Linked DNA regions of Homo sapiens: region 2 is linked to region 1. A link is a loop called in an ENCODE intact Hi-C map of the cell type or tissue named here. Cell type or tissue: prostate gland. All regions are shown on one strand. Links, peaks and the distances in the headings refer to the core of each region. The heading gives the core; the rest is flanking DNA.

The links. Hi-C counts contacts between places; a loop is a spot of excess contacts. Peaks named below come from ENCODE experiments on the same cell type or tissue, not always from the same donor. Only the 100,000 strongest peaks of a DNase experiment are listed, where the experiment ranks them.
Region 2: a loop joins it to region 1, with 5 times the contacts of the local background. A loop is called at or near these places in 53 of 110 quality-filtered maps.

What each region holds. Positions count from the first base shown.
Region 1 is chr20:48,614,279-48,629,915 of GRCh38, reverse strand. It overlaps PREX1 (phosphatidylinositol-3,4,5-trisphosphate dependent Rac exchange factor 1), which reads left to right. Exons shown (of 40, transcript NM_020820.4): 37 at 295-467; 38 at 1,953-2,055; 39 at 2,301-2,368; 40 at 3,989-5,664. The coding sequence ends at 4,031. Among named protein-coding and RNA genes, the nearest start is that of PREX1, 210 kb to the left of the region's middle. RefSeq lists enhancers at 8,873-8,932, 9,755-10,463, 10,499-10,999, 12,553-12,722 and a silencer at 9,233-9,362. In prostate gland, for the core only: CTCF peaks have their summits at 8,738 (motif pointing right) and 9,272 (motif pointing right); DNase peaks (open chromatin) are centred at 8,815, 9,255 and 10,170; H3K4me3 peaks cover 466 bases.
Region 2 is chr20:47,716,573-47,732,209 of GRCh38, reverse strand. All of the region lies in intron 3 of SULF2 (sulfatase 2), which reads left to right. Among named protein-coding and RNA genes, the nearest start is that of SULF2, 61 kb to the left of the region's middle. In prostate gland, for the core only: a CTCF peak has its summit at 6,674 (motif pointing left); DNase peaks (open chromatin) are centred at 6,669 and 10,949.

The DNA of each region.
Region 1 (15,637 bases), core at 4,638-12,637:
GGCTTCACTGGGGACACACCTGGGCAGGTGAAGAGAATTAGGTTGGAAGGTTAGACCTGAAATATATGGTCAACACTGACTGCCAGCTTGTAGGGCAGTGGGGAGCCACAGAGGGTTCTTGAGCAGAGGTTATAGAAGATTGAATTGCATTGTTATCCCCAGAGGGGTGAGCTGGGAGGCAGCTGCAGGAACAGCTGGATTAGAAGGATATGGTGGGGGAGGAGGGCCAGATGGGGGCTGAGGGGCTGTGAGGACCTCCTCCAACTCCCCGGTTATGTGTGGTACCCCCTACAGCTGATCCGCCCCATCAATGCCCTGGATGAGCTCTGCCGCCTCATGAAGTCCTTTGTCCACCCAAAGCCTGGTGCTGCTGGGAGTGTGGGCGCCGGCCTCATCCCCATCTCCTCGGAGCTCTGCTACCGCCTGGGGGCCTGCCAGATGGTCATGTGTGGCACAGGCATGCAGAGGTGAGCTGCTGCCCGCTGAGTCGGGGTGTGGGGAGGGGCTGGCCTAGCTTCTGGTCAGTTTGGGGTCCTGTGGCAAGGAGGCAGGAAGGCTGGGTTCCAATCCTGGTTCTGCCATTGCCTGTAGAGCCTTGGCTCTGTCTGCACCTCAGTTTGTCTGTCTGTGAAACGGAATGGCAGCAGCAGGTGGTCCTAGCAGGGCTGTGGAGCCACCTGCTTCTCTAACGCCGTAGTGAGTGTGTGTGAGAGCTGTGCCCTGTAGTTCCGCCGGAAGCCTCCTTCAACATTAACAATAGCAATGGCTGGTTTATGGGGCCTGCTGACCTCACTGGAGGCTCCCCTGCCTCCTACCTCCATCCTTTGTCCCCAGTGCTCATCCCAGGGAGGAAGAGGTCACCTTCTCCAGAGTGCTTCCTGACCTTCCGTTACAAACTGTGCCCACTCTCCCCACTCAGTGCCCTCCCAACCCTCTCTTCCTCTGCAGCCCTCACCCCCACTCCCCAGACAGCCTTCATTGGGGTATTTATTTCCTCCTTGGCTCCCTCAGGGCAGGGCTGGATCTGGGAGGGCAGGGGCCCCTTTTGTTCTCTGCTGTTCCCCAGAGGCTAGAGCAGTGCCTGGCCTGAGACAGGTGCTCAAGAAACATTTGCTGAATAAATGTTTCACGGGGCCAGTGCTCTCTGCCTCCTAGGTCATTGACGTTCCATGCAGATTAACTCCTTTCCGTCTTTCTCTACCAGTGCAGTAGTGGGGCCTATTTTAGGGGATCTCACCTAGGGGCAGTTTTATCCCCGGGGAACATTTGGCAATGTCTGGACACATTTTTGGTTGTCACAACTTAGGGGAGGGAGGAGCTCCTGGCCTTTAGTGGGTAGAGGCCGGGATGCTGCTCAGCTTCCTGTGGTTCCCAGGACAGCCCCTCCAGCTGGGCCAGGTCCTCTGTGCACCACCATGCTCCCTGTTTCATAGTTAATAGTATAGGGAGGCTGAGGTTAACTCAGCTACCCAGGGTCACAGAGGAGTTACATGGAGGGACAGGATTGGAATCCTAGAGGTCTTGCTGCAGAATCCACGTTCTAGAACTGTTGAGAAACCCAGAGAGGTGTGAATCGATGTGTCCATCTCAAACCCCACGGAGCCGACAAGTCGTGAGGCTCCCAGGGAGTCCCCCACTCACTCAGCAGATATTTACCGAGTCCTCCTCTGAGCGAGGCACTGGGAATGTCACAGGGAACTCAACAGGGCTTCTGCAGACGGGGAAGCACCAGAGTGCCTGCCAGTGAGGGTGGTGGCTGCCTGGAGGAAGAGGAGCAAGCGGGGAGGGACGGCAGGAGGAGGCGTTGCCGTGATGGTCAGGATTGGGTCTGGGAGGCCTCGGAGGGACAGGAAGTTGCCCCAGCTCTCACCCACTGTCCTCTGACTCCCGCTGTCCTCCCCCGACCCCTGTCCCCCCACCGCCAACCCGCTGTCCTCCCTCCCCTGCTGCAGGAGCACCCTGAGCGTGTCCCTGGAGCAGGCGGCCATCTTGGCACGGAGCCACGGGTTGCTGCCCAAGTGCATCATGCAGGCCACGGACATCATGCGGAAGCAGGTGAGGCCGCTTGGCCACAGGGTCCTCCAGCACCCTGGGCTGAGGGCGTGGCATGCTTGCAGCCAGGGTGGGATGAGGGGCTGGTAGCCACCAGCCCCAGACCTGAGCCTTCTCTGAATCTGGAGGGGAGCAAGGATCTTAGCTTCTGGGTCCTTGGGCTTCTGGGCCCCACCCCCACCCCCCAGTGTGCTTCCTCACGTGCCCTGAACCTGCAGAGGCCCCTGCCTGATGGTTCCTTCTTCCAGGGCCCAAGGGTGGAGATTCTGGCCAAAAACCTGCGAGTCAAGGACCAGATGCCCCAGGGTGCTCCGCGGTGAGTGGCTGCCTCGTCCGCCCCTTCCTGTCCACTCCCAGCTGGCGACCCAGGCCTGGCTTTGGCATCATGCTCCTGGCCTAACCCCTAATGCTCAGATGGGGCTTCCCCTCTCATTTATGGGGAACCTCTTTGAGGAGCAACAGACACAACTTTGTCACCTCCCAAAGGAGCTCCTGCTCCCACCGGGAAGATGAGCCCCCAGGTGTGCCGTGAGGCGGTGACTCTATGAGATCCTCCCACCTCACTACACTGTGCCCTCAGCCCCATGCCCTCTCAGCCCTGAGCCCCCGCCCCGTGCCCTCCACCCTGTGTCCCATGCCATGTGCCCCCCACCCCGTGCCCCCTACCCTGAGTCCCTGACCCCTGAGCGGCTCGCTTTAACCTGGGGTGGAATTAAGAATTCTGTGATTTTAGCTGATCCAACCTAAGCTAACCTTTTAGCCATTTACAGAAATGCGAACTGAACAGCAGCCTGGGCCCAGGCCTGCGATGCCTGATTTGCAGGAATGCTCTCTGTTCCTGCCGTCTTTGGCATGGGGAGTGCTGTTTCCTCCTGTCCTCCCACCCTGCCCTCTCTTCATGTGGTTTTCAGTCTTCCTCTTGGTGCCACATGTAGGCCCTTTAGGATCATGACGTTGTTTCCGTCTGATCCTCTCTCCATCTCCACAGCCCTAGTTTGCTGTCGTCATCTGCCCACAAGTTTTAAATAACTCTTGTTTTGAAATAATGTGACTCCCAAGAAGTTGTAAAAATAGTCCACAGTTCCATGGACCCTTCAGGCAGCTCCCCGCCAGCGGCAACGTCTTACGTAACCACAGAGCGCCGGCAACACCTGCTGCCAGTGGTGACGAGAGTCACTGTGCGTGCTGTGGCGCTGGGGGCTCCACACACACCTTGTTTGTGTCTCACGAGTGGCACGTGGTTCCTTTCAATACCTTCACGGCCTTTGCCCTGTGCCACGCACTGTCCAATTGCTTCCCCTCTGTGGACTCATTAATCCAAACAGCTGCCCTGTGAGCCAAGTCCGGCTGTCATCCCCACTTGGCAGGTGGGGACGCTAAGGCACAGAGAGGTTAAGTATCTTGTCCAATGTCACACAGCTAGTAAATGGAAAAGCTGGGATTCTGAACCCAGGCAGTCTGGGCGTGGAGTCCGAGCGCTGACCACATCAGACCACATGTGCAGCATTGCAGTCTGCTTGCCCTGGACACCACGCAGCCTCCTGTCTGGTCCCCCGGCTCCAAAACCATCTCTGCATATAGAGTTTCCCAGGATAGAGCAAGTGAAACTGCGTAAGGGGCAGAGTGCTGTGGCCATCTGGCCCCCACTAGTGTGGAATGTGCACCCCACCCCCACATGGCTGAACGCACACGTGCACCTGTAGACACGTCTTCATTTGTAAATGCCAGTCTCTGAGTGGGCAGAGACTGCCTGTGGGTAGGGGCCTGGCAGTCAGCAGAAGGCATGGACAGCATAGATATTTTTCTCTGCATCTTTTATATACCTGTGAGTTTGGGTTTCTGGGCATGAATTACATGTTCAGGTAAAAATGGAAATAATACAAATAGGTCCTGGCCCGCCCCGGCCTCTCCTCATTCTCTTTGCCTCCATCCCCAGCCTCTACCGCCTCTGCCAGCCGCCGGTGGATGGGGACCTCTGAACACCCAAATGCCCCACGCTGGGCCGCGGCCTCTGGAGCTGGGATTTGGGAGGACACAGCAGGCAGCGCTGGCCTTCTCCAGGGATGGCCCAAGGCTTCCGCAGCCGCCCGTTCCGGGACCTGCCCAGCGTCCTCCCTGCCTCCTTCCGGGACAAGCCTGGCCACCCTCGCTGTGATGACGAGCTGGCTGATTGGCCCTGGGCCGGCCCATTCTTCACACGCCTGCCAGAAGCTGGAGGGGTGCTGGAGACCCATAGAGCTGATGGGAGCAGCTGGTGCCTGGCCTTCGGCTCCTGCGTCCCCAGAACCCAAGGGAACGTCATGGAGGCCACATGGGGCCACCCGGCTCCCTCGGGATGGCTCCGCCTGCACTTTTGAAACCCCGGTTTCCTTCAACGTCCACATTCCAGGTGACCACACGTGTCTCCTCCTCCTCATCTTAGCTTCCAGGTTCACCCTAACCCTGTACTAACCTGCTTGGTGGACTTGGAAAAGACTTGGCTCTGTCGGGAAAGGAGAGACGGGGCCTCCATCACGCCTGTTACCAGAGGATCCCCGAGAGCCACACCAGCTCTGGACATCACCGCCCCTGGAACTGGGGCCACCAGCCCTGGGCACGAGATTTGCTCTGACTTTATTTATATGGCATGAAATCTCTGGTTTATTTTGGGATTTTTTGTTGTTGGTGTTGTCAAAGTTTGTTTTTTCTAAAGTTGTGTGATTATATATTTGACATTTTACATTTCAAAGAAAGGTATGTTGTCTAACAGGGGACCAACAGAAGGTAGTATTGACAACTGTTCCTGCTTCTACTAAAAAAAAAAGAGCACAAAAGAAAAACTAAATTATTGAAAAATTAAAAAATGTCATTGTTTCCTGTTTGTTAATATTAGGGTTGTAAGGTGTCGTTTTGAGGTATCGACTGTGATTCCTTCCCCCACCCTCCATTCTCCAGCGGTTGGCCGGTGTTAGAACTCGCTCTCTTTGAGTGACTGGCTACAAGGGCCTGAGAGGTGGCCAGCCAGGGTTGGAGCTGGAGGGGATGGAGCCCCACCTGAGGTGCCGTGTCACACGGGTTAGAGGGTCACTGGGAAACACCGGGCGGTGGCTTCTGTGATTTATTTTCTTGATGGTAACTTCTCAGAGCAGGGCGATTGGGACATCACCAGCCAGAGCACAGGAAGCCACCCTGCCTGCTGGGGAGGAGGGACCCACACAAGCCCCCTCGGCAGTTTGTCCCCCCAGCTTCGGTATGCCTTCAGGGAAAGGTCACAGCTGGGGAGGAAGCGGGGGGACGCCTGTCACCCCTGGCAGGTGGTGAGTTCAGGTGGGGGCTCCCTGCTGCCCCCAGGCCTGGGAGCTTGAAGCCCTCCCGGCATCTGGCATCCGAGCCTCCCGCCCTCCAGGGTGCGCTTCCCTCTCTTGCCGCAGCATACACGAGGGCAGGCAGTGGCCTTGTCACTGTATCTTGCATCAGAGACAAAGGAGGACCCGCTTTAGCCCTGCTGCGGGAAATGGGGGAGGGCCCAGGGCCAGCGCATTGTGCACTGGTTTACTTTAAAATGTACAGATTCTTCTCGTTAAATTCTTGATAGATTTTTTATTATTATTAAAAGTCAGTTTATAATACAAAGAACGAGGCTGTGATCTGCTTCATCTGCGGTGGGTGGCTTGGGGGGTGGGTGCGGCCGGGGGCACTAGGGGATGAGCTCGCGCTTTAAAAGCCTCATGGAGGACAGTGCTGATCTCTGCATCGGGGCCTTGAACCAGCGACCCCGAAGTCAGTGATGTTTTCACTCTGTGCCTCAGTTTCCTCCTTGATAATGGGGCGATGCAGCTTCTCTCGCGGGGTGATTGCTGAGGACGACCCGAGGTTGCACGGATTGCCTGCAACCCAGGTATACAGGAAAATAACAGGCCTTATTTGATATTTCAGCTTTTTTCCCCCCTGGATTCTGAGCTCCCATTTCACTGTGAAGGTAGGAAAAAGTGACTGTTTTCCCAGGAATTCCACACCTCCTCCTGGGTGGCTTACTTGTGCTGAGGGGACAGTGTGGATCCAAGGGGTGCCATAGAATCCTCCTCGCTCCAACCTGCAAGGCCTGTTGGATCCAGGCGGGAGTGGAGTTCAAAATACCCACAACATGGTCGTGCCGGACCCCCAGTCAGCCAGAACTTACGCTGGCCACAAACAGGCCTATTGGGCAGACGTGAAATGCACCAATGAGAATAGAGAGTCTGCGTGCACACCTGGGCCTGGTGGCTGCATCCTAGGCTGTCAGCAGGTTCTCCACCTGCCTGGGCCCAGGTGATCTTTATGAAGCTGCCTGGGTTTGTTTGCATAGTCAGAGAAACCTCATTCCCTGGGCTGCAGACCTGTTCTGCTGTGCCAGCCCTGTGCCCCCTCGTCCTTTTTTTTTTTTTTTGAGACAGGGTCTTTTGCTCTTATCACCCAGGGTAGAGTGCAGTGGCGCGATCATGACTCACTTAAGCTTCGACCTCCTGGGCTCAATTTATCCTCCCACCTCAGCATCCCAAGTAACTGCAACTACAGGCACGTGCCACCACGCCTGGCTAATTTGTTAAATTTTTTGTGGAGACCAGGTTTCAGTATGCTGCCTACCAAGTAGCCTGGACTACAGGCACACACCACCATGCCTGGCTAATTTTTAAAAATTTTTATAGAGACCGGGTTTCGGTATGTTGCGTATGGCCTCTTCTTTATTCCATCTTTTCCCGATTTCCAATCCTTTGGAAAATGCTGAAATCGATGACAGTTTCCTCTGGGTCATGGCCACCCTTGGGACTCCCCTGTACCATGGTGCTGCACCCAGCCCTGCCATTTCACACTCGAGCCCCTTCTCTTTCAGTCTCTTTTCCTTCCAAACTAACCTGTTGCAGATTACATTCTCTGAAGGCCCAGATTGGATCCCTCCCAGAGAGAGATCCTCGCGTCTCTCAGTTACAGGTTTCAAAGGACTCAATACTCTAACAGGCAAGAGGGAATCCTGGTGGGGTTTCAGGCACAGTCATGGATTGATTATTTAGAATTATCTGAGGCCAGTGTTTGGATCCAGGGAAAATCACTTCGAGGGAAGACCTGTTACCTCAATCTATATTTGAGGTCAACAGGGAGGATTGGACGTCTTCCTTCAGGCAGACACGTTTCTAGAAAGCATCGATTTCAGCCTCTCCTCCACCCTGGGGGCCCGCAGAAGGAACATACATTCTCCTGGGGCCGTAGGCAGGAGCAGCTTGGGTTTCCAGCCGGCTCTCTGTGGCCTTGAGCAAGTTGCATACTTTACAGGCTCAGAGCTGTGCTTGCAGAGTTGGGAGGGAGAGCCGGGCCCACCTCCCTCTCCGAGATGTGTTTCTCCAAGTATAAAACTAAGCACGAAGGGCCTCTCAGAGCAAGCGGACATTTTTGCAGGAGACAAGAGGTCTCAAACTGATGGCTCCAGGCTGAAACTTGGAACTAAATGTGGGTTTTTTTTTTTACTTCCTTCCTGATATGGTGTTTTAAAAAAATGAATTATATTTATGAACCAGCAAATTTCATCTCTGAATTCTGATTTTTAGTTTGTCTCGAAAATCAGAAGCTCTGAGCTGGGTGTGGTGGTGCGCACCTGTGGTCCCAGCTACTTGGAGGCAAAGGTGGGAGGATTGCTTGAGACCAGGAGTTCAAGGCTGTCGTGCGCTTTGATCACACCTGTGAATAGCCAACTGCACTCCAGCCTGGGCAACGTAGTGTGGTCCTGCCTCTTAAAAAAAAGATTAAAGAAAAAATCAGAAGCTCTGGTCACACTGGTCCACATTCCCACCTGGCTACATGTCAGCTGGAGCTGAGGAGCGGCTGTCTTCTTGAGGAGGGTGCCAGCTCTCCAGCTCCCCGGAGCCACGTGGTCCGAGCACTCATCCGGCCTGCTCACGCTGACGGCCAGATCCTTAGCTCTGGACTTGCCATGGCGATGTCAGCTCGGGGAGGACCTGGTGACCCGGAGTCACTGTGCCGTCCAATGGAGAATCAAGGGGCAGGCGCAGCCCCGCATTGACGTCTCTCGGAGCCTCTCCTTCTCTGCTCCTCCAGGATGAGGGCAGGGCCCAGGTGGTTGAATTCCTCTGAGCCTCAGTTTTTTCATCTGTCAAAAGGTGCTGACCCAGAGATGGCCCCTTGGCGTGGACTGCAACAGAGGCCACCCAGGAAGTGGAAGGTACGATGGGGTGTGTTGACCGCTTTATGATTTTATCTAAATAACTGTTGGTGTACTTCCTGTCCACCTTCCCCCCAGCAGTAAGAGCAGGAACCACACCCCTTCCATACTGTAGCCCAGGGCCAGACAGTGGTGAATCACGGCTAAATATTAATAGAAGAAAGCAGGGTTAGCACAGTGATCAGAGCGGGGGGCGCAAGCCACACCCATCTGTGGCCAAGCGGGCCCCTCTAACCTCTGTGTCTGCCACGTGGGTTCATTCATGGGGGGCTGGACTAGGACCTTTGAAGTCAGACACCCTCGCCTGCTCCTGAATCTGTCAACACCTGATACTTGCTGAGTGGCCATATCTGAGATTCTCTGTCTTTCTGGGACCCTCAGCTTCCTTCTTTGAGAAATGGAGACTTTACGCCCACCTGGCTGCCTTGCGGGGGTACCAGGAGTCTCCTCCAGGGCCCCAAAGTGGAACTTCCCGGGATAAGTGTAGTGCCCTGTCTGTCCAGCAGGTGGTGCTGGGGACCGCGTAGTGCCCAGAGGCTGCTGTTCCCCGGGCTCCAGCACTCAGACCGAAGGCTGGCTCCTGGGTGCAGGTATTTGGGACAGAGCCAGCCTGGAGGCGGGGCCTGGAATCGTCTGGACAATGGGCACTGGCGCTATCCCTCTCCTGGGCTGGGCTTGCCGTGAATATTTTCTCTTTTTTTCTCTCTTTTTAAAAACTTTTTAAAATTTGTCTCTTTCTTACTTTCGTCCCCCTCATTTTCTTTCTCTCTCTCTAAGCTTTTCTATATTTGTCTTTGTCCCATAACATATGTCTGTGAGCTTGACTCGATTTTTCAATTCTTTCCTTTCGGGGATCTTTCCCTTCTCTCTTTTCTCTTTTTTCCCTTCCTCTCTTCTGATTGGAGGAGAAGGATATGAAAGGCCCTTATGCACTGTAAAGCGGGGTGCTTACGAAGCTTGTGACCAGAAACCCACAGTCACTGGTGCACCTTTGTGGAAGTGACGGCCACTAGATGGCGCTGTGGGCCAGGGCGCCCCGCCTAGCCTTGCGGGCCTCCTGCCCAGAGCTCCTGGGAGGCTCCCACTGCAAGCCTGGAGCTCGGGGTTTGCAGGCAGGGGAGGCCGAAAGCCAAGCCTGAAGCTGCCTCCCTCCGGGCACTGGTAGCGTTCCCTGGAGGGCTGGAGTGGGGCAGGGGTGGTTAGGAGAGGGATGCTAAGGAAATGCCTCCGCTGCCAGCGCCTTCACCAGCTGCACCTCCCATTATTGCAGCCAAAGTTTGCTCACAAGGACAGTGGCTGGATTTGAGCCCAGGCCGTGTGGCTCCAGACCCTGAGCCCGGGGCTCTGTCTGGGGTGTGGCCCAGGGGCAGGTCCTTGGGTGCGTGAGGGTGGCTTGGCTCAGCTCCTCTCCCTGGGTCACTGCAGCGGCCCTGTGCTGTTCTGTTTTCCCATCCCGAAGTCCTGAGGGTCTCAGCAGAGGGGCCCAGGATTCAAGTCCATCCACTCCCAGGGCGGGTCCCTAGCCAGCCTCTGCCCAGCATGTGGGGTGGGTGCTTCCCTGTCCTCCTGCTTCCTGCAATGTTTCCCTTCCAGCACTTTCCAGGCTCCAGTTCCCCATGCTGGGCTGCCCGAGCACCCCCACCCTGCAGCTGGCCCTGCTGCCCTGGCTTCCACCTCCAGATCCTTCTTGCCATGTCCGCTCCAATCAGAGCCAACCCACCCTGTGCCCCTCCCAGTGGCTCTGCTGCCTGCTGGACACATGTCACCGCCACGGGGCTGATGGGTAACGGGAGATGCTCTCAGGTCCTGATTTGTGCTTCGCCAGAGCCCTCCTAGAGCTGTAGGTGATGATGGGCACTTTCCAGACACTGGCAGGGCTGAGATGAGCTGCTCCAGGGACAGGAGGTTCAGAGATGAAGAGCTGGAGGAGGGCCAGCCCTGCAGGGCACACAGACTTGCATTGCTGGCTTTTGGCCCAAACAGCTCTTTGAAAAACAGCACAGGAATGGCCCCGGTGGGTGGTATCTGTTTTCATGGTGCGTGGCTGACACTGGAAGACGATGGACCCGTGGCTGCTGGGTATCAGGGGAGGGGAGGGGGCCTGGGTGTGGGATGCAGGGCTGCCCTCCTTCCCTCACATCCCCTGCTGTCAGGAAGAGGGCAGGGGGTCCTGGGGCACTGAGGCTGGGGAGACATGAGGGCTGTCACATCTGTGTCCTATCCAAGCCAGATCCATGTCCTGTTTGCAGAGTCTTGGCCATAAAGAGGGACTGGGAACACTCTGCCTCACCCTCACCCTCGCACCCTCCTCTGATCCATCTGGGTCTGTCTGGATGGCAGAGGCTCAGAAGGTCTGACCCTACCCGATGGTGGAGGCTCAGAATGTCTGAGCCAGAAAGGACGTCGACGAAAGTCTAGAGCCAGGTGCCCTGACTCACGCCTGTCATCCCAGCACTTTGGGAGGCTGAGGCTGGAGGATTGCTTGAGCGCAGGAGTTTGAGACCAGCCTGGGTAACATAGTGAGACCCTGTCTCTATTAAAAATAAAGAAAAAAAATTAGCTTGGGGTGGTGGTGCAAGCCTGTGGTCCCAGGCTGAGGTGGGAGGATCACCCGAGCCTAGGGAGGTCGAGGCTGCAGTGAGCCATGATCAAACCACTGCTCCGCTCCAGCCTGGGTGATGGAGTGAGAGACTGACTCCAAAAAGAAAAGGAAAGACTCGCCTTCCTCCTCCTGATTAACAGGTGAGGCAGATCCCCGTGCCCCATAGGGACTGCAGGGACACTGATGCTTGGTGCTGATTGAACCCCTACTGTGTGTCGCAGGCTGTGCACATCACCTCACTGAATCCTCACGAGAGCCCTAGGGGGGCACCATGGTTGTCGCTGTCCTCCCACTGTGGAGCTGAAGGAGCTGAAGGGGGAAGGCGCTCCCCGAGGGGCACGCAGTCAAGGAGCCTCTGAGCCGGGATTTGTCCTGTCCCAGGTCCTGGGTCCCCACCCGCAGCCCCACTCGCTGCTGGCAGAAGCAGGTCACCAAGGAAAGACCCAGGGGGCTTCCCTCTTGGGGCTTCCAGTGTATTAAAAGTGAAGGAATGCCAAGAAAGGGCTATAGAAACCACGGGCTGGCTGAAATGTTGAAGGAACAAACGAACTCTTTATCGTGGTGCTGTTCAGGAAATAAGAACTACATTGACTTTGTAAAAGTACGTTCATCCCAGGTGCATCTGGGCGTGAGGACGGGAAGGAGGGGGCTGTAAAGATGGGGATTAGGGCTCGTGGGTCAGTGCCTGAGCTTTGTGGCCGGACTCCCTGGGTCCGGATTCCTGGGTTTGGATTCCTGGGCAAGTCACTTGACTCGTCTGTGTCTCGGTTTCCCCATCTGCAGCATGGGCTCCCAACCGCATGTTCCCGGTGTCGGGGTTGGAGGGGCAGGCAAAGCCTTTGATCAGCGCCAGGCTGTGGGTGACTGCCCCAAGGGGGCTACTGGGTCCTCACAGTCCTCGTTTCTCTGAGACTCTAGACGCAGCCTCATTTGAAGGTGACTCCCACATTTAGGAATCCAGGCCTTCTGGGAAAGTGAGGCCCAGGGCCCATGTTAGACTCAGGCCCTGGGGACCAATTGCATCCATTCAGTTTGCAGAGAGGTGTGTTCGCCTGCGTCTCCACCTCCGTGCTCCAGGGAGATCCGCCATGGAGGCTGCTCCCAGAGTAACTGGGGATTTCATATGAAGAGCTAATTAGGCAGAATCAGTAGGGTTTACTCGAAAGAGGAGACCATTCCAGACAAAGCTGGGAGATGAGAGGATGAAGCCTGTGGCTGAGTGTGGGGTGGGGAAGGGTTCTGCCAATTCCACAGAACCTCTGCCCACGGGCATCCCCTCCCCTCCAGCTGCCAGAACTGCGGGATTAAAGTCTATGCTGGGTTCTGACCCTGAATGGGTGCTCTGAGGGCTGGATGTGGCAGAGGGCGCAGAGCCTACAGCTGCTGGGCCACTGCTCCCTGCACACCTGCCCTAGCCCTCAGTGTCACCACCGATGCCCCACAGTGGCTTCAGCCTGATCCCAGAATGAGGAGCCGCCAGATGGGCCTCGGCTCAGATTCCAGCTCTGCCACTTGCTGGCTGTGTGTTCTTGGACGTGACCACTCTGAGCCTCAGTTTTCTCACCTGTCAAAGGGGAGTAAATGAAAGTACCTCCCTCCCAGGGTTATCGTGGGACTTGGAGCAATCAGCTGGTTCAAGTGCTTAGCAAATGCCTCCAGCATTGTAAATGCACAGTGAGTGCCAACTGTTATTATTATTTCCTCCCCTCTTACCTGGAGAGTAAACACACACACAGTCATCATATAGATTATGCATCGTATGGCCGGGTGTGATGGCTCACACCTGTAATCCCAGCACCTTGGGAGGCTGAGGCAGGTGGATCACTTGAGGTGAGGCATTCGAGACTAGCCTGGCCAATGTGGTGAAACCCCATCTCTACTAAAAATATAAAAATTAGCCAGCAGTGGTGTCACACACCTGTAATCCCAGCTACTTGGGTGGCTGAGGCATGAGAATTGCTTAAACCCGGGAGGCGGAGGTTGCAATGAGCCGAGATTGCACTGCTGCACTCCAGCCTGGCAAGACTCCGTCTAAAAAAAAAACAAAACCCACAAACTGGGCACAGAATCCAGGACCCAGGATCTGCCCTGAGAGCAGAGGTGTTCACAGAGCCTGGGTGGAGGAATGCTCCTTAGTCCTGTTGCTTTTGAGTGAACTCTTGAGTGTCTATCCTGCACATCCAGGAAGTGGCATCGGGGCACAGAACATTCCAGGGCACACAGTCCGGTCTGGCCCTGGGTCACCGGGTCCTCTGCCTGATCTGACAGTGCCCTCCTGAGTTTCCAGTCCTCCATAGAGTAAGGATTCAGGGTTTCTCTCTGGCCTCTTTCGATCCTGCTGCCCGCTCTGCATGCTGTCACTCTTCCCTCATGCCAGGCTCCCCGGGCACAATGGGCCATACTCACAGGCCCGTGCTGCAGTGGGAGCAGGGCCTGTCCCATTGTGGGCCTTCCCAGTCCTGATGCCTACACCCACAAGACAGTCCTGTGCAGTGCAGCTTGTACCTTGTATCCTGGACCCCAGCCCATGGACAGCATGCCCTCCAAGTTCCATCCATGGCTCACACCTTGTCCATGACCTCCTAATCCAAGCTGGTGGACTGAGACAGCCTCCTATGGGGCCTCCTCGATCTGTGCTTGCTTCCATGATCCATTCTTCCAGCCACCAGAGCGAGCATTATAAAGTGCAAGAGAGATGATGCCACTCTGTCATCTACAATCTTCAATGACTTCCCATTGCTCTTGAAATAAAATCCAAGATCCTATGTGATCTGGTCCCTACCTTCACTGCACACCTCCCTCCCCTGCTCACTTGGCATCAAGCACATGCCCACCTCAGGGCCTTTGCACTTGCTGGGCCTAAAATGCTCTCCCTCCAGATCTTGTCATGGCTGGCTTCCTCATCCTCTGGGTCTTAGCTCACATTTCTCCTCCACCAGGGGACCCTCACTGACCGCCCTGACTAAGGGAGTCCCTGTGGAGTCACATTTGATTCCATCAGGCTGTACAAGTTCCTCCTTGGGGTTTATCGAATCTGCGATTATCTTGCTTATGGTTTTGACTGTGCCATCCCACTAGAAGGCCAGCTCCATGAGGGCAGGAGCCATGGAGAGTAGGAGGCTGTGGCTCCAGGACATAGCCCAGTGTCCAGCACATAGGATGTGCCTCCTAAATATTCATTGAGTGAATGAGTAAATGAAAGCTCACCCTGGCACGATGAATGAACTCAGCTCAAAACTCACCCGTCTCATGTCTTATTTCTTTCAAAGCCTGCCATATCTGAGAACTAATGAAGAATTTATTTGTGCTAATGAATATGTATTAGTTCTTTTAAGATGAGATATGCATATTTTAGTAGGAAATGCCGAGAGTCACAGTTCTTCAATCCAGGGACGCCACCCCAAGAATGAGAATGTGAAATGGTGATGAGGGTGGGGTAGATATTTAGAGCATGGAGTCCCAAAGAGGCATCAGATCACAGAATAGCAAAGGCTTCCTGGGTGCAGTGGGGGAGAGGAGGAGCACTGCCCTGGGGCAACACAGGGCCTGGCGCTGGGCAAATCACTTCCCCTCCTCCCTGGTCTCAGTGCTCCTGTCTGTACATGGGGATCATAATCCATAACTCACAGGGAGTGAGGTTCCAATGATAAGATGGTTAGTCTGGCGCTTTGCACATTTCAAAGGTTTTGCTTATCAAGTAGAAGGGATTATGGTAATAAGCAAAAAGACTCTACCTGTCACAGGTGGGATGCTTTTGGCTTCAAGCAGCAGAGAAATCCACAATAAGTATCCTATTGTTCTTACATCATAGGGACAATATCTTATGTCTCCATGAATCAAGAAATCCAGTGGACTTCCTAGCACTTCTGGTTTGGCTGGTACAGAGGTGGGGATCACCAGGGACCCTGATTCTTTTCAACTTCCCACTGTGCTCTCCACATTGGCCTGACCCTCAGGCTTGCACTCTGAAGCTCGTAGGATTGCGCCACAGCTCCAGGCGTCCCACCCTTGTGCAAGAGGTGAAAGCAAAAGAAAGAACGCGTCTCTTCCTAGTGCCTCTTTATAAGAGACTGGAACCCTTTCCCAGAAGCCCCCAGCAGATTGGATTGCCTGTAACTTTGGCCAAAATTGCATCCCAAGCGCATTGTTAGGCCTGGTGCTGGCAGAGGAAGTGGAATTATCATGGTTTGGCCAGTGCTTTTTCACCAGAGAGGTACAGCCTCTGAGGTTGTATGGAAATGTGGGGGTGGCTTGGCTCAATGACTGGTAATATTGCTGGCATTCAGCTGGGTGGGGCTGGGAATGCTGGATGCCTCCAAGGCGCAGGACAGTCCACATAAGACAGACCGTCCTGTTTCCCACACGAATTTCACTTCTCCTCTGGTCGCTCTTGTGTGAAGAGCCATTTAATCATCTTAGCCTAGAACCGACATCAATTTAATATCAAAACAAGATATTTTTGTAAGATTTTACCGTACACCGAATATAATATTTATATTCAAGTGTCTTTATTTTTCTGCCCTTCTGTTGTAGCGCAACTCCTGATCTTCTCTTCCATCCAAACTTCTTCTGTAGAAGTTGGCTAGGATCTAACTATTGGTTATATCTCTGTGTGTGCCTGTGTCTGTGTCTGTTCATTTGCCTATTGAAATATGATTTAATTTATTACAAGTTATTATTTCATTAAAAATTATTGTCCTTTTATTTCTTTTTATAGTCCACTTAGGGCATTGTAATGAGTTTTTAAGTAGGTGTATGATGTTATAGGTTAATTATTTATGACTTTCATTTCA
Region 2 (15,637 bases), core at 3,109-11,108, 900 kb after region 1:
AATTTAGCAATGATGGCTGGGTGCAGTGGCTCACACCTGTAATTCCAACATTTTGGGGGGCCAAAGTGGAAGGATCACCTGAGGCCAGGGGTTCGAGACCAGCTTGGGCAAAATAGTGAGATCCCTTCTCAATTTTTAAAAAACAGTAATAAAAAAAAGTTAGCAATGACGATGACGATTTGCACAATAGCACAACATCACACAGCCCACCTCAGGCCAGTGTTCTGATGAATGTCATGGTAAGTTGCACTCATGGATCAAAATGTGGCAGCATGTGCTCAGCCTCTGGTAATCAGCAAAATGCAAACGCAGCCAACAGTGCATTATCACATCCCAGCCATGACCACAGCAAATATGAAGAGGTCCCATCGCACCAAATGTTGGTGAGAATGTAGGAAAACAGGAAATCATATGCGCCAGCAGCATGATGGTAAATTGTTCCCTCCACTTTGAAGAACAGTTTGCCAATTTCTGGCAAAGCTGAAAATGGACATCTCCTTCTACTCAGCAATTTTACTCTGGCTGTGTCCCCCTCGGTTCTGAGGAGGTGATGTTGATGTGTGAGTTCTGCTTGAGCAAGGGAACACACTTCCTGGCTGCCCTGTTTGCTCTTGAAGATGTGTGATGCTCATGGCAATAGATTCCCTTTAGATCCAACGGACAGGAACCCCGACTGCAGCTGGCTTCAAAAACATTGAATTTTTTGCTCCCTAAACAGGCCAGGCACGGTGACTGAAGCCTGTGATCCCAGCACTTTGGGAGGCAGGGATGGGCGGATCACCTGAGGTCAGGAGTTCAAGACCAGCCTGACCAACATGGTGAAACCCCGTCTCTACTAAAAATACAAAAATTAGCCAGGCATGGTGATGTACACCTGTAATCCCAGCTACAGGGGAGGCTGAGACAGGAGAATTGCTTGAACCTGGGAGGCGGAGGTTGCAGTGAGCCGAGATCGCACCACTGCACTCTAGCCTGGGTGACAGAGTAAGACTCTGTCTCAAAAAAAAAAAAAAAAAAAAAAAGAGAAGATACAGGTGAGTAGCAGGCAGAGTCGGATCTTGTGGTTTACGAGTATCATGATCATATCACGAGGCTGGAGGTCTGGACATGGTGGCTGGCACTCCAGCAGCTGTGTGCCTCCTTGTCCACATCTGGCAGGAGCAAGAGAGCATCCTTTTCCAGAATGCTCAAGGCATGAGATCCCTTCTGATTGGACCACCCTGAGTCACATGCCAGCCCCTGAGCCAATCATCATATAAAGCACATGGTTTGTGCCAACTTGCCCAGCGTGGATCACCTGCTCTGCAGCAGCTGGCTGAGTCCCTTTTTCCCCAGCACTTGGACTGCCAGGTAGAAATCAAGGGCTGCTGGAAAGAATAAGGAAAAGCATACTGGAGTGCCGATCACAATTTTACTACACTGCCTTTGGCAAACAAAAAACAAAAAAAAAGTAACATCAGCTGGCCGGGCACAGTGGCTCACGCCTGTAATCCCAGCACTCTGGGAAGCCGAGGAGGGTGGATCACAAGGTCAGGAGTTTGAGACTAGCCTGGCCAACATAGTGAAACCCGTCTCTACTAAAAATACAAAAATTAGCTGAGTGTGGTGGTGGGCGCCTGTAATCCCAGCTACTAGGGAGGCTGAGGTATGAGAATCACTTGAACCCAGGAGGCGGAGGTTGCAGTGAGCCGAGATTGCACCACTGCACTCCAGCCTGGTGACAGAATGAGACTCCATCTCAAAAAAAAAGTAACAACAACAAAAAGGCAACCTTTTCCAGCTCTTTCTGGTGAACTAGATTGGAGTGCCATTTTCTCCCCATTGGGATAATGCCTTTCTCCTTCCACACCTGAATCTGGCAGTTCTGAAGTTGTTTCCCAGCCCCAGCTTCTGCCATCCGGTCCAGACTTTCGCAGAGATGGTGGCGGGCCCTCTGCCCTTCTGCATCATGTTCTAAAATGCGTCAGGGGAGCAGGGGGTACATGCTCCTTACAAGACCAGGCCTTGCCAGGGCTCTCAGTTGGAGCCTGTTTTGGGGTTTGGCCCTGAGCGCCCCAGTTATTTTCACTCTTCTCGCACAAAGCTGGGTAGAGAGGTCAGCTGAGGACCAGAACCTGGCCATCAGCCTTGGGCAGCTACCCTCACCAGGGTCTGGGGGGCCTCTGTGTCCTGATGACCCCACCCCATCTACACTACACTACACTTGGGGCACCCCATCGCCCTCTCACACAGGAGGATGGAAAGGCGCCCGCTAGGCATTTTGGCATCCCCAACAAATGAGACTTGTTTTTTCCCTAAAGCGGTTTCATTCAGGACCGCAGGGGCAGGAGGGCTGCTGCGTGGGCCGTCCTCCTCTGCAATGCTATAAAGTGGCCCAATGCCCCTCTTTCCCTGCCACTCTCTGGATCTACCCTTAGCCCCTTGCCCTGAACCCCATCCACCCTGGCCCCTCTGCCTCCTGGCCATCGCCCCAGAGCTCTCCCCAGCACATCAAGCATGAGTCCAGCATCACTTCCTGGTCCCCCGCCTCCCCGGCGCCTCTCACAGGCTTCTCCTCGGCACCTCCAGTTTTCCAGTTGCTCAGGCCAAAACCTTAGCACCATTCTTGATTTTTTTTTTCCTATTCCTTTCACACTCCACATTCAGTTCATCAGCAAACCCTGTCAGCTCTGCCTTCAAAATATGCCCAGAGTCCCCTCTGCTGCCACCAGCCCATCCGCGCCACTGTCTTCCCCGCCTGCCCTGTTCCAGGTTTCTCCTGGGATCCCCCAGCTTCTGCGTTTATGACCCCTTGGTCTGTTTTCAATGCAGCAGCCAGAGGGGTCTGGTCAGAACCTAGTTCAGATGCTCTTTCTCCTCTGGGCAGAGCCCTCCTTGGCTCCCACCTACTCAGGGTAGAGGCCCCGACAGCCACCTCAGGGTCCCAGTGATCCTTCCCTTCTCTCTGAACCCTCTCAGCCTCCTGGTCTCCCCTCAGTCACTGTCCTCCAGCCACAGCTTCTCAAGCAGTCAGCCACACCTGACATGCACCCACTCACAGTGCTTTGCACTTCTTTCCTTTTCTCAAAACTTCTACACGTCTGCACTTTCCTCGTGTCTGTGTTCCAATGCTGCCTCCTCAAAGAAGCCTTCCTTGACTACCCCATGCCTCCTGTTCATCCCAGTTTTTTCCCACCAGTGCCCCCATCACCACTGAACACCACTGACTGTGTATTCTGCCCATTTGTCTCATTGATTGTCTCGTTTCTAAAATGCCAGCTCTCAGGCTGGGCGTGGTGGCTCACGCCAGTAATTCTAACACTTTGGGAGGCTGAGGCGGGTGGATCACTTGAGGTCAGGAGTTTGAGACTAGCCTAGCCAACATGGTGAAACCCCATCTCTACTAAAAATACAAAAATTAGCTGGATGTGGTGGCGCAAGCCTGTAATCTCAGCTACTCGGGAGGCTGAGGCAGGAGAACCACTGGAACCAGGGAGGTGGAGGTTGCAGTGAGCCGAGATCACACCACTACACTCTGTCGCTTGGGTGACAGAATGAGACTCTATCTCAAAAATAAATAAATAAAATGCCAGCTCCCTGGAAGCAGCGGCCTCTGTTCTGTGCCCTCGCGGGTTGCCAGGCCTAGAGAGTGCCCACCCCATCGTAGGTGCTCAGGAGACCTTCCCAGGATGACTGGTGACTAAGTCTCCACATTCTGTCCCCGCCAGCAGCCCACCCCCATCTCTTCCACACTCCTTTCTCCTCTCCCGTTTCTCTCCTCTCCACCCCCACTCCCACCATCTCAGCCTTTCCTCCTCTTTCTTCTCAGCCTCTCTGCACACACAGGGAAGAGAAGACTGAAATTATTCCCGGGATGCCGTCCCTGGGCCCCTGGTGCAGCTGTCCCTGCCTTCACAATGGCAGCCTTCTCTTTGCTTGGCTCTTCTCCTGGGTTTGCTCCCTGCTCTCTTCCTCTCTCCTTGAGTGCACACAAGTGTGCACGCACGCACGCACACACACAGCTCCCTTCTTCCCTCGGTCCAGCTGCCTCTCATCTGCCCATCTTCCCTCCCCCTCTCCGGCCTGTGGGGGGACAGCAGAGCCTCTCCATTCACCCCGTGGAGTGTATCCACTGCTCACAGCAGGTAGCCTTCCTGTCTCTCTGCAGCGAACACCCAGCCTTCCCCACTGTGGGGATCCGAGTATCCACGGGAATTGCACAGCCCCTCCTGGGACCCAGGCTGACCCAGCGTGTCCTCGAGAGGCACGGATTTGCCGCCTCCGTGCACATCTTCAAGCGAAATTTCTTCCTCTAATTTGATAGTCACTTCCTTTCTCTAAGACCTCAGATTTCAAAATAAGTGAAGCACTTGTTTTGAGCAAGAGTCTAAAGAATTAGACTCCGCCTTAAGCGCCCTTGTGACCTTGAGCTGAGACCTCATCCCCTCTGGGCGTCAGTCTCTCCATCTGTGCAGCAGTGTTGTGACATCTAAGCACTAGTCACCCAGTGCCTGTGATAAGACGCCACCCTGAGTGATACGTGACCTGTGCCCACAAACCCAGGAGGAGAGGTTCCCTGCGCCGTAAGAGGAAGTGGCCACGGGGAAAGAGGAAGCTGATGTGAGGCCGATGGGGCAGGGTTTCCGATTGTTTCCAGGCGACACCCTCTCTGTCCCACCCCCTTAGCAGGTGTATCCACTTCCCTAGTGGACCACAGACTGGGTGGCTTAGAACAAAAGGCGATTTTCACAGTTCCGGGAGCCAGAACCCCAAAATCAAGCATCATCAGGGCCACGCTTTCCCTGCAGGCTTCAGGGGAGGGTCCTTTGCCCTTGAGTTCCTGGGGGTTGCTGGGAATCTTGGCACCCCTTGGCTTGTGGCCACATCACTCCAGCCTCTGCCTTCATCTTCATGCGGCCTCCTCCCTGTGGGTCCCTCTCTTCCCGTGGCCTGCTCCTCTCTGAATCAGTGTCCAAATTTCCCTCTTCTGTCAGGACACCAGTGATTGGACTAGAGCCCGCTCTGATCCAGCGTAACTTCATCTTACAACACCATGTTACAAACACGGTCACCCTCACAGGTACCTGGGCAAGGACTTGAGCATATATTTTGGGGAACACATTCATCTCGTGACGGCTGGTTTCTTTCACACATTAAACCCCGCCCCCCCCCATAAAGGCTGCAGAGCCGATGTCAAACTGAGCAAACCTGCCGCTCTTCCCCTCTTCACTGCCCCAGCTGTGGTCCTGGGTGGGGAGCAGTGTGGCCGCCCTGAAGATCAGCTCCATGCGTAGCCTTCCCTTCCCAACCATGGTTTCTCTCAAGGAATCTCCACCTGCAGTGGGCGTTGAAACAGCTGCAGGGTCAAAAGTGAGGGAAGGGTGACTGTGGTGACAGACAGGCACACCCTGTCTCCTGGGCCTCAAGAGGCTTCCGGGGGTTTCAGAGTGCATGAGACCTTTTGTAGTCCTCTCCTAGGTGCTAGCTGTGACTCCCTGAACATTCTGGAATGAGTTAGGCTGGAGCCAAATGGCCCAGTACCGTTGCCACTAGCCACAGGGAGCTATTTAACTTTACGTTAATTACAATTAGCATTTCAGTTTCTCAGGTGCACTAGCCATGGTTCAGGTATTCAGTAGGCGCACATGGGTTCTGTACTGGATAATGCACATAGAGAATGTTTCCATTGGCACAGAAAGGACTCTTGGACAGCAGGAGAATAGAGCCTATGGCTGGGCCTGTAATCCCGGCACTTGGAAAGGTCGAGGCAGGAGGATCTCTTGAGGCCAGGAGTTTGAGACCAGCCTGGGCAACATAGTAAGACCTGTATCTTTACAAAAAATTTGAAAAAAAAAAAATTAGCTGGACATGGTAGTCCATGCTTGTAGTCCCAGCTACTTGGGAGGCTGAGGCAGGAGGATCACTTGAGCCTAGGAGTTTGAGGCTGCAGTAAGCCATGATCACACCACTGTACTTCGGCCTGGGCAACAGAGTGAGACCTTGTCTCTAAAAAAGAAAGAAGAATAAAGCCTAATCAAACAAAATCTTTTGGGAGTGGGGAGTGACACACAGCACTGAGAAGGGGCAATAAAAACGCAGGGGGTGGTGGCTGTCGAACTTTAGGTGAGTGCTTTCCGTGATTCCTCATCTGTAATCCAATCTCCTCCTCCTCATCCCTGCACTCACTTCCCCTTATGCTCCCAGTACCTTGATCTGTCTTCCCAAACCTTCCTGGGTCTCGGGTCAGGGTCTCAGGACAGGTTCCTGTTCTCCGAGCAGCAGACACCATCCATCCCGGGGCCAGCAGGTTGTGCCAGCCCACACAGCGAGTCCTTTGGGAATCCATCCGTGTCGCAGGGGATTTGAGCAAATGAAGGGAAACCGAGTTCCTACACCGAGGCCGGGAGCGGGGCTTCCTCTGTCATCCCTGTGTGAACCCGTTCTAGCCTGGGGGCTCCAAATGCATAGAGGGCTGGCAGGTAGCCCAAAGCAGAGAGGCAGGCTGGGTGGGGAGGGGGTGCCCAGATTTCAACTGTGGACTGTTCACTCTACTTTTTAAGAATGAGCAACTGAAAACACCGGGCAGGCCCACAGCAAACACACCTGAGGGATGGATTGGTCTGCAGGCCACCGGCTTGCAAACTTCTTTCTAAGCTGGTGGTTCTCAAGGGAGCACACCGCCCCCTAGGGGTTAAACTCTGTGACTGCATTGCCGGTGATGGTGAAGGATTTGACTTTGCTGGCTTCCTGGGGGCGGAGACTAAGAAGGACTTTGATGTCCTGCTCTGCACAGCAGAGTCCACGTGGCCCCCACATTGCATTGTATTCCACATAGCTTCTGAGTTTCCTACCACATCACTCATATGGGTAGATTATTTTATGTTTATTGTCATCTGAGTCTTGAACCTACGTCTATTTTATATGTAAATACTGGAGGGTTTTTGCATATTCCCAGGAATGTACGGAATAAGAAAATGGAGGCAATATTATACTTGAGTGCAAAACTTTCCCAAGAGTCATTCCTTATTTCTGAAAGTCCCATCCCCGATGACAGTGCTACGCCAAAGGATTTGAATGGCAAATGTCGCCCGCCCACCCAGCTGCCCTTGTAATTGTCACATTCCCAGTGAATCTGTGTCTAGGTGCAGGCGTCTGCCTGACTACTGTGTTGTGCCTTCTTGATGGATGTGCTGGGGGAATTTCATATTGAAATTTATCTTCATTATAAATTGCTTTCCTTTTATTTTCCCTGTAGATTGCAGTTAGAGCATTATATTGATTTTGTGGAAATGACATGCATAGGTAGCTTTTGTTACCTATAAATTTCCTTTCAAGAAAACAAGGGCGCTCTACAAAATATTTGTCATAGAAATGGGAGGTCAGTCTGATGGCGCTGAGAACAGCTCTTTGAAAGGTGCAAGTAGTGTCAGATTCCTCCAAGGCGATAATTAAATATCCATTGAGTGACAGGCCTTGTTCTGAGGGTCTGTTGTGGATTTTCTCCCCCTCCTCTAGTCCATCCCTCTGAACAAAACCACACTTTAAAAGGCACAAGACAGATATTTAAGACACAGCTTGTCCTCGTGGTGACTCAGCAGGCAATAAAACCTGTCACTAGAGATGGAGCCCTCCATACCCAGCTAATTGAGTTTCCAGGGAATGAATGGGCCTCATCCTCATTTGCAGGAGCTGCAAGACCCTTCTAGGGAGCGGATGGCTGGAGCCAGCATTTAATTAGGCACAGGCAGCCCGCCCTCCATGCCACCAACACCCAGAGCTCCGCCTGGCCCTGCTACAACCAGTCAGCAGGGCCTTGGTGTCCCCCGCAGCCCAGTCTTCCTCAATAGCCACAGCCTCACTAAAAACAGGCAGGCGGAAGACAGGAATGCATGGAGTGGCAAGACAGAAGCAGCTCTCGCCTCTCGCCCTGGCGATCTGCTTGTCCCTGTTTGTCCCCAGCAACTGGCCATTCCTTCTCCCCACCCACAGCCGGAGGACACTTTTAAAAATTGTAAACCTGACCACATCACTTCCGGCTGAAAACCTCCTACGGCTGCCCACTGCTTTTTGGATAAACTGGCATCTCCTCGCCAGGGCTGCCAAGACCTTGTTTGGCCTGGGTGTGCTCACCTCTCTGTCCACATCTCCTATCTGTCCCTTCCTTGGTGACAGCACTCAGGCTGCCTAGCCTCTTTGTTCCTCAGAACTTCCAAGGTCCATTCCTGCCCCAGGCCCTTTGTATGTGCAGTTACCTCTGTCTGGAGCACTGGCCCACAACCATTCTGGTACAAGCAACCGGTTTCGTGGAAGACAGTTTTTCCACGGACTGGGGGTGAGGGATGTTTTGGGATGATTCAAGCGCATTTCATTTAGTGTGCACTTTATTTCTAATATTATCACATTATAATATGTAATGAAATAATTATACATCTCACTATAATGTAGAATCAGTGGGAGCCCGAGCTTGTTTTCCTGCAACCAGATGGTCTCACCCGGGGGCAATGGGAGACAGTGACAGATCATCAGGCATTAGATTGTCATAAGGAGTGCACAACCTAGATCCCCCGCATGCACAGTTCACAACGGGGTTCACGCTCCTATGATAATCTGCTGCTGATCTGATAGGAGGCAGAGCTCAGGCAGTGATGCAAGTGATGGGAAGCGGCTGTAAATACAGATGAAGTTTGCTCACTCGCCTGCCACTCACCTCCTGCTATGCAGCCCAGTTCCTAACAGGCCACAGACCGCTACCTGTCTACCTGTCTGCAGCCCAGGGGTTGGGGATCCCTGGTCTAGAGCGTTGTTCACACACTGCGGAGAACTTCCTCCATCCATTCTCTCTTCCTTCCTGCCCTTCCTGTGTCGGTTAGTACTCCTCAACCCTCTCATTCTCGACCATGACACCCGGCTTTATGTTCTTCTTAGGACTTCTCGCCCCCTTGAAATTATCTTGCATGTTTGTGAACTTTTTTTTTTTTCTTTTTTTTGAGATGGACTGTCACTCTGCCACCCAGGCTGGAGTACAGTGGCATGATCTTGACTCACTGCAACCTCCAACTCCCAGGTTCAAGCAATTCCCCTGCCTCTGCTTCCCAAGTAGCTGGAACTACAGGCACCCACCACTACACTCAGCTAATTTTCGTTTTTTGTTTTGGTTTTTTTTTGAGACGGAGTCTTGCTCTGTCGCCCAGCCTGGAGTGCTGTGCCACGATCTTGGTTCACTGCAGCCTCCACCTCCCAGGTTCAAGCGATTCTCCTGCCTCAGCCTCCCAAGTAGCTGGCATTACAGTTGCATGCCACCACAACCGGCTAATTTTTTACATTTTTGGTAGAGATGGGGTTTCACCATGTTGGCCAGGCTGGTCTTGAACTCCTGACCTCAAGTGATCCACCTGCCTCAGCCTCCCAAAGTGCTGGGATTACAGGCATGAGCCACCGCACCCAGCCAATTTTTGTACTTTAGTAGAGACAGGGTTTCACCATATTGGCCAGGCTGGTCTCGAACTCCTGACCTCAAGTGATCTGCCTGCCTCGGCCTCCCAAAGTGCTGGGATTACAGGCGTGAGCCACTGCACCTGGCGAGTGAACTTGTTTTTTACATGTTTTGTTTGCTGCCCATCCAAAAATAGCACCAGGCAGGTATTGGGTACTCAGTAAAGATTTGAACAAGGCCAGGCACGGTGGCTCACACGTGTAATCCCAGCACTTCGGGAGGCTGTGGTGGGAGGATCACTTGAGCCCAGGAGTTCAAAACCAGCCTGGGCAACATAGAGAGACCCTGTCTCTACAAATAATTTTAAAAACTGGCCAGGCATAGTGGCACACACCTGTGGTCCCAGCTCTTTGAGAGGCTAAGATGGGAGGATCACTTAAGCCCAGGCCTTTAAGGCCGCAGGGAGCCATGATCGTGCCACTGCATTACAACCTGGGCAAGTGAAACCTCAACTCAAACGAATAAAAAAAATGAACAGATGGAGAACTCTTGGGCCTTAGGCTTGAAGTCAGCAAAAAAATAAAAACAAAATGGAATTTAGATTACTATCTCATTTATCCAGCATGAAGAAACATAATCGAAATTAGTTCAGGCAAACTTTGCCAGGTCCCAGTGCTCAAACGCTGTCAGAACCCTGTCTTTCTGCTTCTTGCGTTTTCTGTCATTGGGTTGGCTTTATTAGGAAGGTTCCCTCTTTGTGATGGCAAGATGGCCCCCACAGGTCCATCTCCCCAGTGTGGTGACCCCAGCTGAAAGAGAGGCCTCTTTCCAAGGGCTCCAGCAAAAGTTCCAGGGAAAGCTCTCATTGGCTCATCTAGGGTCTTATGTCTCTTTCACCCAATCACAGCAGCCAGGCAAAAGGAGATACCCTGATTGTCCAGGCCAACCTCATGGGCCTGGTCCAGGATTCAGAGCTAGAAAGAGCCTCATCAGAACATGTAAGGCTGAGAAAGGGGAAAGATTGGTTCCCTCCCTCTTTGGTGACTGAAGGCACAATTATGAAAAGACAGGAGAATGGATTCTGGGCAGAAAAATAAAACAGATATCCACTATAGAAACCCACATGCAGGCCGGGCGCAGTAGCTCACGCCTGTAATCCCAGCACTTTGGGAGGCTGAGGCGGGTGGATCAGTTGAGGTCAGGAGTTCGAGACCAGCCTGACCAACGTGGTGAAACCCCGTCTCTACTAAAAAAATACAAAATTAGCCAGGCGTGGTAGCGCATGCCTGTAGTCCCAGGTACTGGGGAGGTTGAGGTAGGAGAATCTCTTGAACCCGGGAGGCAGAGGTTGCAGTGAGCCAAGATAATGCCACTGCACTGCAGTCTGGGTAACGAGTGAAATTCTGTCTCATAAAAAAAAAAAAAAATAGCTTCTTCTTAAAGGGCAAGTGGGAGGAGAGCATTTCTCCCAGCCCCCAGCTCGCTCTGCTTCCAACATAAGATGCCTCTTTCGTGCGGAATCATGACCCCACCTTCCTCATTTGTTTTCACACAGCTTTCAGTTCAGCAAGATCCCATCTCTGGCATCCAGAACTTTTATAGCATTGATTTATCACTTCGTGCAGTGATTTGCATTTGGTATTTTTTTTTTCAAAAGCAGAAGAACTCGACTCAGGCTGTAACCTTGCAAAGCAGCACAAAGTTAAAAGGATCCAGTTACAGAATATCAGAAATACCCCAGCCCTGAGAGCTGTGGAGCTCTGGGTTTATTTAATGCATTTCTTGCCAGCCCTGCCTCCTCAGCCAATTTGTCTGCCAAAAAAACAAAGACTTCAGTCCTGTGGCATTTCACATCTAATATTTATGCTGTTCTAGAGTTTGCAAAAGGGCTTCCTTTTCATTTATCACTGTTCCTCAGGAACCTCCAGCTCCCCTGCTAGGTTAATGGGATTGTTCTCTGCTGCCCAGACCGGGAGCCCCAGGAAGCCAAATGACAGATCATGAAAGTGGCCCAGTGGAGGACTCTTCTACTGGTGTCAGGGGTAGGATCAAAACTCAGCCTGAACCAGCTCAGTTTCTATTTTGTGACCCTGGGGGCCAAATATGGATCTTGCAAAATGGCAGCTGGCAGCCTGAGTCTACACTTCAACCCCAAATTTCTGTCAGAGTTACAAGATGCTTTTTAAAATCTGGAAATTTAACCAAAAATACCCAGATTACAAACTTCTCTTTAAAAAAAAAAAAAAAAAGATTATGATAGGCCTGTAATCCCAGCACTTTGGGAGGCCAAGGTGGGTGGATCACTTGAGGCCAGGAGTTCAAGACCAGCCTGGCCAACATGGTGAAACCCTGTCTCTACTAAAAATACAAAAGAATTAGCCGGGCGTGGTGGTGTGCACCTGTACTCCCAACTACTCAGGAGGCTAAGGTGGGAGAATCACTTGAACCAGGAGGCAGTGGTTGCAGTGAGCCAAGATCATGTCACTGCACTCCAGCCTGGGTGGCAAAGTGAGACCCTGTCTCAAAAAAAATAAAATAAAATAAAGGCCAGGTGCAGTGGCTCAAGCCTGTAATTCCAGCACTTTCAGAGGCCAAAGCAGGTGAATCATGAGGTCAGGAGATCGAGACCATCCTGGCTAACACCGTGAAACCCCGTCTCTAATAAAAAATACAAGAACAAAATTAGCCGGTCGTGGTGGCAGGTGCCTGCAGTCCGAGCTACTCGGGAGGCTGAGGTGGGAGAATGGCGTGAACCTGGGAGGTGGAGCTTGCAGTGAGTGCAGTGGCACTCCATCCTGGGCAACAGAGCAAGACTCTGTCTCAAAAAATAAAACAAAAATTTGAAAAAGATAATAATGATAATGATGGTATTGCCATTACTGGTAACATTCCTGCATGGTGGAGATTAGTAAACTGTGGCCTACAGGAGTCTGCTGCCAGGTTTTACAAAGTTTTCTGGAACACAGCCACACCCATTAGTGTATGTACTGTCTGTAGCTGCTTTGGCTCTACGGTGGCAGAATTGAATCATTGCAATAGAGACCTTATGGCTGCATAGCTGAAAACACATAGTCTGGCCCTTTGCAGAAATAGTTTGCTGAGCCCTCCTAAGTGGCGCCAGCCCACTGGATTTGTGCCACAGATACCCCCAGGATTTATTAGAATATAGGTGGAGTTGAGGGTACTTCAGTCCCTAATTAACAGCGGATTAGAGATGATAGGTGCTTATTTCTCTCCCATTTGACAGTTTGGGCATAAACAGCCTAGAGATGATGTGGCAGGCATGGTGTTGGCTCCCAGGCTCCTGATGGGTGATGGTCAGATGGCGTTCCATCATCCTGGGCGATCGTCCTTATCTAAAGCAGCATCCCATCCTGTCTGCATCCAACCAGCAGGACACAGAAACTATAAGGGAAGCTCACTTCCCTTCCTGGAGGGGAGTTTCCAGAAGTCACACACCACCTGGTGTACCCCTCCAGTTCATAGAAAATACAGAGAATTACAAAGGAAGCCAGTTATATGAAAACATATTTATCAAAATATTTTATAAACTGTGATATGTATGCTTCTTTACACATAAAATGGCACGATGAAGCAGTTATTTAATGGACAATGGATAGGTCTGATAACTTCCATGATTTCGAAGTAGCGCTGGCTCAAATGATATTTTAAGAAGTCCATGTTGACTACAATGTGATATGAAAATATCCGTAATTCCCATTGGTGACAAAGTCCCAGGGACCATCATTCATAATTGAAGGGGATGCTAGTTATAGGTTAATGAAAATAAACAAATACATACTTTTGCCATTCAATTTCAGGAAATTATATCTTGGGACAACAGATTAAGAACCTCTTCCTCAGGTGATCTGATTCGATTCCATGGCATTAAGTGCCATCTAAATGCTTACAGCTCCTCAGTTTGTAATTCCGTAGCTTTTCTGTGAACCTGGTCTGTTTCCACCTGAATGTCTAACCTGAGTCTCGAGGTTAATGTGTCTGATTTCTTTATCAACCCCCATCCCCAACTCTGCCCCTCCCAGTGTCCCTTTCCTAAATAAGGGCAAATCTGTCCTCCTCATTGCTTGGACCAAAAACCTTGAGTTATCCTTGACTCTCTTTACTTCTTTCGCATGCCACATCAGCAAATCCCATTGGTTCCACCTTTAAAAATAGCCTGGAACCAACCACCCAAGCCCTTCGCCTGCCACGATTGTGGTCATCACAGTCTGTCTCCTGAATGACTGTGAGAGTCTCCAAACATTCCAGTTCCCTGCCTCGGACTGGCCTTAATTCTAGGACAGAAGCTCCAGGAAGATGCAGGTTTTTTGCTGCTTTAATTTTTTCTGTTTTGTTCACTGGTATCCCCAGTGCCTAGAGCCATCCCAGCCACACAGGAGTCCTCCTTTAATGTTTACTGATTGAATGAATGAATATATAACATCATGATCAATAATATTATGATAAAAACAGTAACCATTTAGAGGCAGTTAACATATTTTCTCATTGAATCTTTCCCAGCAACTTTGTCATGTAGGGATATTATTATTATTCCTATTTTGCAGTTGAGAAAACTGAGCTGGAAGGCAGAGGTAGCTGAACTTAAATGCAAGCTGTTGGCTCCAGAGCCCATGCCCAGCCCTCAGACCTGCCTGCCTCGGAGGATAAAAATCATTTCTGAGGCCAGGCCAGGTGGCTCACGCCTGTAATCCTAGCACTTTGGGAGGCCGAGGCAGGTGGATCACGAGGTCAGGAGATCAAGACCATCCTAACCAACAAGGTGAAATCCCATCTCTACTAAAAATACAAAAAATTAGCTGGGCATGGTGGTGGCGCATGCCTGTAATCCCAGCTACTCGGGAGGCTGAGGCAGGAGAATCGCTTGAACCTGGCAGGCGGAGGTTTGCAGTGAGCCGAGATCGCAGCACTGAACTCCAGCCTGGGTGACAGAGCGAGACTCCATCTCAAAAAAAAAAAAAAAAAATTATCTCTGAAACCCTACACTTCTGGAAAGACTGATCTGGATAACGACTATGGCTCCTACCTGTGTCCCCCACCTATGCTTCAAGAAAGGCAAAGTGCCCGGGTCCTGGGAATGACCTTCCTTCAAAAGCCCACGGCCGGATGAATTCTGGGAGGATGCAGCATGGGAAGATAACCTCAGTGTGGAAATTCCCTTTGCCTGGAATTCTGGCAGAAAGCACTTCGGAGATAGTCTGAGCCACATCGGAGAGGAGGAGCTCTCGGAGGCTGAGTCCCATTTGTGTGTGTCCCCACCTTTAGCCATGGGGCAGTCCCTCTGCTGTTCCCTCTTCCCTGCCTCTCTGCGTCCCCGTGGATGGGAAGAGCTCCAGTCTGTGGTCGCTGGAGTCCTGCTGAGAGGCTGAACAGGGTAGTCACCAAAAGGCAGGTGGAGACAGACAACCTGGGATTGAGCCTCATTTCAGCTCTGACACTTGGCAGTTGTGGGATGTTCGGTGAAAAGGGGACTTTGCCTCTCTGTGCCTCAGTTTCTCCATCTGTAAAATAGGGACCAAAAAAAGGATCTACCTCACTGGGATGTTGTAGGTCATCGTCTAAACCAGTGGCTCTCAAAGCGTGGTCCCAGGATCTCTAGACTCAAAACTATTTTCATGATAATACCAGGACACTGTTTACCTTTTTACCGTCATTTTCCTTCTGGTAGACAGTGGAGTTTTCTAGCAGGTACATAGCATATCTAGTTATCTAAAAAGGATTAAAATACTCTTCCCTTTTCCATCTGCATACCCATTTTATTTTATTTTTTAGAAATAGGGTCTCGCTTGTCACCCAGGCTGAAGTGCAGTGGCACAATCACAGCTCATTGCAGCCTCGAACTCCTGGGTCCAAGTGATCCTGCCACCTCAGCCTCTCGAGTAGCTGGGAATACAGGCACACACCACCACGACTGGCTATATTTATATATATTTATTTTTTAGTTTTTGTAGAGATGAGGTCTCACTTTGTCACGCAGGCTGGTCTCAAACTTTTTGCTTCAAGCAATCCTCCTGCCTTGGCCTCCCGAAGTGCTGGGATTACAGACGTGAGCCACTGTCCCTGGCCTGCATGTCTGTGTGAGGCTGGATTTTTCATGTTAAACAACCAAAACAATATATCTCAGCAGATTGAATGCCAAAACAGATTTAAGAATCCTGCTGCCTTCCAGTAAACAAGACATTGAAGAGATTGGCAAAAATGTAAAAC